2 separate regions of the Homo sapiens genome follow, and region 1 is linked to region 2. Evidence: read pairs that join two places in POLR2A ChIA-PET (ENCODE). Cell type or tissue: B cell. All regions are shown on one strand. Each heading gives the region's core, and the rest is flanking DNA. Links, peaks and the distances in the headings are about the cores only. Region 1 has its middle 250 kb from the start of QKI. Region 2 has its middle 360 kb from the start of QKI.

Evidence for each region. Peaks named below come from ENCODE experiments on the same cell type or tissue, not always from the same donor. Only the 100,000 strongest peaks of a DNase experiment are listed, where the experiment ranks them.
Region 1: POLR2A ChIA-PET joins it to region 2 with 5 read pairs; 3 of 35 experiments call an interaction of 5 or more read pairs at or near these places.

The regions. Positions count from the first base shown.
Region 1 is chr6:163,659,493-163,663,881 of GRCh38, forward strand. No RefSeq gene overlaps it. Among named protein-coding and RNA genes, the nearest start is that of QKI, 250 kb to the left of the region's middle. RefSeq lists an enhancer at 1,953-2,092. In B cell, for the core only: no CTCF peak of the experiment used is centred there; a DNase peak (open chromatin) is centred at 1,869.
Region 2 is chr6:163,773,282-163,777,670 of GRCh38, forward strand. No RefSeq gene overlaps it. Among named protein-coding and RNA genes, the nearest start is that of QKI, 360 kb to the left of the region's middle. In B cell, for the core only: no CTCF peak of the experiment used is centred there; no DNase peak of the experiment used is centred there.

The DNA.
Region 1 (4,389 bases), core at 205-4,204, 110 kb before region 2:
CTGTGAGGGATTTGCTCCAGTTTACAATATTGCTGGTGAGAAGTTGGATGGCATTTTGATCTTTTGATGCTTTGTACCATATCTATTTTTTTGTTTATTTTCTTCCTGAATCTATTTTCACCATAGTGCTGGACATTCAATGGTTCTTTCCAATTTGTAAACATGTGTTCTTCATTTTTTGAAAAACCTCTATTGAATTTTTTTTGGATGATTTCTTCTCCATTTTCTCTGCTCTGTCTTCTGGAACTATTATTATTTGGACATTGGATCTTGTAACCTGTCCTCTACTTTATTTATTTTAATCTTCCTATCTCTTTCTCTCTTCCTTCCTTCCTTCCCTCCTCTACCTTTTAGGAGATTTACTCAGTGTTTAGATTTCAATGTTCTATTAGATAGGATAGGTTTGGCTGCTAAAGTTGAGACATAGTGGCACGCACAAGTTCCTTCTCTCTACATAACAGGCCAGGCATGAGTGGTCAGGGCTGATGTCATGGCTTTGAGGTATCAGGGACCCAAGTGCCTCTACCCTGTAGCTCTCCCGTCCCTAAGGTGCTGGTCTCTTTGGTGAAGTTCAGGGTGTTCCACTACCATGTCCATATTCTTGCTCTTGGTTAATGGGAGGACACAACTTAGATGCTGCACACATTATTTTTGTTTACATGCTCTTGGTCAGAGCTTAGTCACCTCACCGCTTCTAACTACGGGGGAGCTGGGATGTGTGGTCTTTATTCTTGAATCTCATGTTCCCATCTAAAAATCGTGGGTTCTATTACTGTAGAAGAAGGGGGAGAATAGATATCAAGTGATCACTGAGTGTCTCTGTCACAATTCTCACTTTTGGTAACCCAAATATCCATGTACTTTCTTCCCCCACTCTCAAACACATTCACACCTTCCTAAGAAAGAGAACTTGAAAATCAAATTCACGGACTGCATCCCACTTAATAAGGTTCCTGCCTGCCGGCCCACCTTCACTCAATGCCCTGTGGAACCAGGATACATGAGCAGATAACCTCAGCAAAACTCCCACTGAAAAGGAGAATGGAGAAACCCACAGGAATTACTGTCCATTGTGATGCTCAAATCCTACTGGAGAATACGTGTTGGTGAGCCCTCCTGGCTACACCTGCTCTATGGAGGTGCAGTGGGCTGGGCTCTTTGCAATGAGACTCTGCACTCTAAGAGATGCTTCCTTGCCCATGATCCTCTATGGCCATATGGAGCATGTGCCCTGGAGACCATGCCCTTCTTTGGGACTAATGGCTTTTGTAGTCCATTTCCTGCAGGTTTGGAGAATCAAGAGTTTCTAACTGGTTAGAGAGTCACAGGCTTTTACAGATCAATTTGTATTTCTTTGGCAATGCAATCTACTCCAAAACATACACATCTTTCAGTCTATTTTCTCTAGCCAGTTCCATGTGTAGGAAACAGCCAGGAGTCTTATCTGGACAGTTTTTGAGCTTGATCTCTCGTGTATTTTTTGCCCCAGGCTTCTGTGTTCTTCCCATCTTCTCTTTCTCTCAATATAATAGTGGCCCCTTGAGGGTGTCTGAAAAAATGGGCTTGGGTGGAAGGCAACACTTGTATTCTGATTTTTGCCTGCTGGGCTGGCTTCCCTGATCTACCCAAGAACTCTTCAGGAGAGGTAACTGAGACAGGATTGGGGTCAGGCTTTTCTTTGCTGAGGCTCTCCCTCTTTAGAGCCACCCTGCTATCACTGCTTCATCTTGGGTCACAGAACCATTTGGCATTTTTCAACCCTGCAAAGCTGCCAATGCCCAGACTCTTAGCCAGCAGAGACTGCAGGCTGCAGAGGAGAAAGCTCACTTACCAGGGTTGCATTTCCTTCCATCTCTGTTTCATTTCCTCTCTCTCGCAGGCTTTTCTGAAAGGAGCAATGAGCAGACAACACATCTCAGCAGGACACAGTGTGGTGAGGCCAGGTTCATTGCCCCAGTGATGGGAAGGGCTTGGAAGGCAGGGCAGTGGGCCCCTGAAGGGGAGGCTGCATCATCCCACTGGCAGCTCCTGAACTTCTGTGTAGGAGGGGTTATGGGTAGGAAGACACTAGGGCACTTGTCTTGTGACTGTGTCTCAGAGTGGCATGGTGTGCAGTAGTCACTGCAGGGAGTTCTGGAGGAGTTGCTGTGGATTATGGGGGTTCAGCTCCCCCTGGGCCAGCCTGTGCTTTCTCTCTGGGCTAGAGCAAGGGGGGCACCTAAGATGATTAAGAGGAAGCTGGATCTTAGGCAGGTGATTAGGGCCAACCTCATGGTTTTGCCTGGGATCTGCTTTGTTTCCAAATGGACACAGGCAGAGAGAAGCTGTTGCAGAACTGTTTTTGTCCTTGAGGGTGAGTGAAGCTTAGCAGAAAAATTAGTCCCCTTCCCTATCTATGAATTGCTCCCCCATTGTTAATGCCTGTTTTAACTGGAGCAGGTCAGTGCGGGTCAGGAGGATTCATGATTTTATGGTGAATGAACTAGAACAGATATGGGATTACTGGCAGGAATTCAAAGCTCAGACACTTTCCTCAGACCTCTGACTTGCATAATGAAAATTCAGCTGCTCAATTCAATTGGGAGCCAGGTAAACAAGAGAAGGAAGGGTGAATAGGAAAAGGTAAATTAAATCATGAAGCAAATGTCAAGTAGAGGTAAAAGTAGAAGTTAGGCCTGACAGGGGGATGATTTTTGATTCACAATCAGTATTTCCTCCTACATTTCTGATGGGATCAATTTGGTAAGTGGAGGCTGCTGCCTGATGGAATTTGTAGAATCAGTTGGAGAAGGAAACTCCTGTAACCTCTCCCGCTGAGGAAGGACGCGCATCTGGTCTTTGTGGACTTCCCGGCTGTCCTTCCGCCTCCTGTTCCTGATGTGTTTGAAATCCCCAGCATTAACTGGGATTCCCTTCCATCACCGTGCAGCCTTGTTCAGTTCTGCTAGGGGATCAGTTCTTAGCACAAAATAACCCAGCCGTCCTCCACTGCAGCCTCTGGGGACCGGGGACACGGCAGTTTTATTTGTTGACTTCCAACTTCAGTCCTGAGCGGTGGGCTTTAGAACGAGCCTGGCTGTCTTTTATTCTTGTGTAGACTGGTTTTCCTCTAAGACCAGTGTCTCCCAGCCCTAGCAACTCCCTCCTCTGCTCCCGTGGAAAGCCTATGGCCCTGGGAGGGAACGCGTGTGACAAGGACAGAAACCCAGCGTCCAGCCGCAGTGTGTGCGGTCCCCTGACACAGAGATGTAGATTCAGTGACAGAGCCCAGGCCACTGAGCCATTTCCCTCTTTACTCCTGGGCTCGGGAGTAACATATTCAAGGGACCTCTAAACAGAAATATTGGTTAGTCTGTGGATTTGAAGCAAAACAGAGAAAGGGCTTGCCCAGATTCCTCCCCGTGCTTCACGGCAGGACCCAGAGTCCTCAGGCCCTTCTGGACCCCCGCCGGCTTCATTCCTAGACACTGAGCCATGGTCCCTGCCCTCTGGTTGCAGGGGTGACATGGGCATATAGAATGACAAACTCCAAAGCTGACTCAAGGCCACGTGGGGCTGAGTGTCCAATGGAAAAGGAACAGGAGGGTGGCCCGGGAGGTGGTGCAGAGCCCAGCGCTAGGGCCAGTGCACTGGGGTTTCAGCACCCGAATGGCTGCTTATCAGTGGTGACCTTGGGTATGTCCATTGTCGTCTTAGTGCCTCAGTTTCCCCAACTGAGAATGGTAGCTAATAATAGTACCTACAACGAGGATTCGATTAGTCCTTCCCAGAAAGCCCTAAGCAGAGTGCCTAGCTCACAGAAGCTGTTCCGATAAAGGCTAAACTGAAGAGCCTCCTTCCTTGACCTATATGGCTTCTATAAGTTCATGGGAATGAGCCCTCTCCTCTGGTTGGGCCGAGCAGAGGAGGCTCCATGGAGGAAGAAGGATCTAAACTGGGCCTTGGGAGATGGTTAGGGTTTTGTTAGGTGAGGAAGACAAGGGAGGGGGCTCTGGGAGGGAGAACTGCGAGAACAAGGCCTGGAGGCAGGGGAGGTGGAGGGGCCGCTTGCTTGGAGTTGGGGACTCAGTGCTGTTGGGTCGCCCACTCCTGATGGTCACCTTTCTGGGTGAGGAGCTGGTCTGGATGAATCCTGAGAATGAATCACGAAAGGATGCCATAGCTTCTTATGGAAACTCCACTGGCATGTGGGCATGGGAGCCAAGTTCATGTGCCGGAGAGAAGCCGCCAGGGCTGGCTGCGGCAGAGAGTTTATTTTGGACAAAAGTGAGGGACATCAAAAGCAAGCTCGAAGCAAGCAATGGCTGAAGGCAGGGAAGGAAGGTATTATCAAATGTCATCATGGGGACACCGTGACTGCCAAATGCCAGTCAGATCTGAGTCAACATT
Region 2 (4,389 bases), core at 85-4,084:
CCTCATCCCCTGAGAAAATCAAACCGGAATTTGATTAAGCCTCTAGATCCAACTTCCATGCATAGGAAAATCTGAGGGCAGAATTATCTAAGTCGCAGTTACCATTAGAGCACAAAAGACAAAATCCAGCATGTGAAAGGTCTCCAGAAGAAAGGCGTTGAATAGAGGGCAAGAGTGTGTGCATGAAGGGGAGTCTATCATCACAGACACTCAGGAGACAGACATATTGACCAAACACAATGTGTGGGTCACATTGCATCCTGATTCAAATGAACTACTAAAAACTCTGTAGCACCTGGGAGGCAATTAGAAATTTGAACACTGAGTATGTATTACTATTTGATAAATAATGAGTAAGACAAATTTCAATATAACACTAATAAGGAATTATTAAGTATGTGATAATGGCATTGCAGCTATATCAGAAAAGATAAAGTGTCTTTGAAATTCAGACTTGCACTGGTTGTCTATAATAAAAACCATAAAACGTCAGTGGCATACGACAGGAAGACTTGATTGTTCACAACTCTGGGCCGTCTGGCTAGGTGGCTCTATTGATCTTGGCTATATGTGGCTGAGCAATTCTCCTTTCTGCCTGAATTGCTTACACAGGTGTCAGCTGGCTGTCAACTGATCTAGGATGGTCTTGGAGGGACAACGAGGGCAACCCCATGTCTCTTCTTTAGCAGGCCAGCCCAGACATGCTTTCATGGCTGAATAGGAGCCAGCCTGGTCATGGGAGCAATTTTCAAGCAAGTCTCTGCTTGAATGTCACATTTACTAACATCCTGTTGGCCAAGGTGCATCCCATGGCTGAGCCCAGTGTCCAAGTGAAAGGGCACCAGGAAGTTCCCTGCAGCGCTGTGGGTACTGGAAGAATGGGCGCCATCTTCATGACAGCAGCATGCTAAGTTACAGAAAGTGAGCGGCGTTCTAGACAAAGCAAGCTCATCTGTGAATGGATCATGGCGGAAACCTGACCACAGTATGTTGGGATTTATGTGTTTGACATTTTCTATAATAGAAAGGCAGATCAAAAATAAGGCTCCAGTGCCTCCACTCAGGAAAGCTCAAGTAGGTTTTCTTGAGAATTTTTAGTGGATACCCTGTTTTGCAATGTTCTTTTCTTTTTCTAATGAGGCTGAACCAGATTGTAATGCCATGAGGCTTCTACATGGAGAGCTGGACGTTGGTGAGGATTGGGTGGAGAAGGCCGGGTGGAGGCTGGGCCTGGGAGAAGAGCAGCAGATTCCCAAACGTACTGGTATTGGTGCATACTCTGAGAAAGACATCTCAGAGCACTTCTGCCGTCAGTTACGAAGTTTCAATATAAGAATTCTTTCTACACATGCCTGCCTGTCTTTTCTTGTGACGCTTTGACAGAAGAATTGTTTTCCTTATGTGTCACATACTATACGGTTAGACACTAACACATGTTTGTTTGAGCATATGACAATTTCAACCTGACAAGCTTGAGGCTTTCCTTCTCCTCTCTCTCTTTCTTTCCTTCCTTCCTTTCATGCACTTATTTTAGAAATATGTATGAAACTTCTCTTAGAGGCAGGCTCTGTGCTAGGTACTCGCGATAAAAGGGTAAACTGAAAAACAGATCTAATTGAGTCTAGAACTTGTTATTTCAAGCTGAAATTCATAATGCATGCAAAAACTCTATGACAGCTTAGGTCCACCAGGACACTCTTTTTATGATATTTAACAACAGAAATTCAGTGCAAAGTCTTCTAAAACTAAGAAACTACAAAACTACCGCCTGTAAATCCAAACCTTCAATAATTCTTTACCTTCAGATCTTTATATTCCAAGTTATAAATCTAAATTTTTTCTGAAAATAATTTTTATAGCCAAATCTCTGCAAATTGTATATTTGGGTCATGTTGACCAATTTGCATACAGTGAGGTTGGTTACACTCAATAACCAACACAGGTGAGGTGTGTTCTGTTCATTTTTCTGAGAGAACATGAAAATGATCAACTGTATTGCTTCATTATTGCAGTTTCACTGAATTGGTTTTACATATTCTACTTGTCTCGTCCACAGCATCTTATTTGTGGCACTTCTCTCTTTTTGGTGTGGTGCCTTGGGCATGTTGAGCTGTCAGGTAGAGAAGAGACGGTTTATGCCAGAAGTAACACTCCCATCTCTAGTTAGCTTTACTCTCTTAACTCACTGCCAGACTTACTCGTGTCCTGAAGGGGTCACTCTGGACTCTGAGAAAACTGAGAGAACAAGGTTTGAAACAGCCACACCCAGTGTGCTCAGGTAAGTGGGAGGAGACTTCATTTGTCTGGGAAATGTAGCCAGGCTCCTGCTAACTCCAAGAGGCATCACATTGGAATAAAAGCCCCTTCTTCCTTTTTTTTTTTTTTTTTTTTTTTGAGACAGAGTTTCCCTCTGTCACCCAGGCTGAAGTGCAGTGGCGTTATCCCAGCTCACTGCAACCTCTGCCTCCCAGGCTCAAGTGATTCTCGTGCCTCAGCCTCCCAAGTAGCTGGGACTACAGGTGCATGCCACCACGCCCGGCTAATTTTTGTATTTTTTTTTGTTTTGTAGAGATAGGGTTTCGCCGTGTTGGCCAGGCTGGTCTCGAACTCCTGGCCTCAAGAAATCTGCCTGCTTTGGCCTCCCAAAGTGCTGGGATTACAGGCTTGAGCCACCGCGCCCAGCCTAAAAGCGTCTTCTGACAAACAAAGGTGTGTTTTTGTTTGCTTCCCACCATTATCTATTTGTAACTGCTGATGGCTGCTAGGAAGATCAGTGGCACCTAAGTTGATTTTGCTTGATTGAGGAAACCTAGCTCATTGTAAACTCCAGGTAATGGATGGGATAGTCTTCTCTGCATTTTTTGTTTAAATTGAATTTTATTTCTGGGTGTCTATGAAGAATGCAGCCTTTGTGATCTCCTTAGGAACAGATTCTGGTTTGTACCAGGGCTATTTCCAAGAAGACAGTTCCAGGCTGGAGCCTGTGTGCCTTCCCGCTGGTTTCTTCCAGAGTCTCCTTGTGGAGAGAAAAAAAATCCCACACACAAAAAATGTACAAGGCTAGTGAGGGTGATGCTATACATATGCATTAAAGTGTAAGGCCAGCAGGTCCTCCCAGCTGTTAACTAAATGCATCAGCTCCGGGCACAATGGGTGAGCTTGTTAACCTTCCACCTCTGCTGAGGGAATTGGCAAGGGTGAAGTTGCTGGTGTCCTTTTGCATCTACAGCTATTTGTAGTACCAATAAAATGCTCATAATGGGCCCAGATGGTGATAGGGTTTGCTCATGAGCATCCTTGAACAGCATTCATATGCCTAATTGCAAAGTAAAGGAGCAACGTTTTAGTTTTTTAAATGAGAAGAATGGACTTTGGTGGAGGTCTGGATTTGAATCTGGGCTTTGCCACTTTCTAATTAAGTGACTGCTGTCAGGTTTTTGAGCTGGCTGAGTCTCAGCTTTCTCATCTGCAGGACGAGAATAGCATTAGACATCCCCAGCTCCCACGGGTGTTGTCAAGATTCATTAAGTACTGCTGGTAAGGTGTACAGCATAATGTTTTAACAAAGAGTAACTTTAAAGAATATTGATGATGAGGATGAGGAGGAGGAGGAGGGAGGAGAGTTCTCCCAAGTCCTGTGACCTGGAGACGCAGCCCCACAGAGGTAAGGTAAATGTTCCCAGGCCTCTAGCTACCTCTTCCTTGTTCCTCAGTTATTTGGATCTTTATCTGTTGAGGGCTGGTGTCCACATCTTCATCTCTTTATCAATTGCCCCTTCAGGAGGTTAGCAGCAGCCTCCGCATGAGCTCTTCTCTAATCCAAGGTCAGCAGGATGTTGACACCGTTGTTTGTGCGGCGCTTTCCCTCCACTGCGCTCTTTTGATATTTTCTTAAAATTTGATCCCTGATAGCTTGAATAGGGGCTCATCCCTGAGACTGAAACTCCATCCGAATATGTGGGTAAAGAGGTTCTTTGTACCTACTGAAAAGTGTTTTGCAGATAACTGTAGCTCTCTACTCAGGCTGTGGCTCCCACTGATGAAATATCCTATTGGTTTAGAGCCGGGGTCTGGAATCTGTCAGGCCCACTGCCTGTTTTTGTAAATAAAGTTTATCTGAAACCAGGCAGGCCCACTTTGCACATTATCTATGGCTGCCGCTCCCATAACAGTACAGGGGGGTGGCTGCATGAGAGACCATAGGGCCCCAAAGCCCACAAGGTTTACTGTCTGGGCCTTCACAGATAAAGCTGACCAACCTTCGGTTTGGAAAGCAGAAGGCTGTAGATCCTGTAGCACAGCCTAAGGACTTTGTGTTTCTGTAATTCAACATGTCATATGGGAGAGGTCTTATTTGGGAATTTAAAAAGTTTCTTTCATTAACTTTCA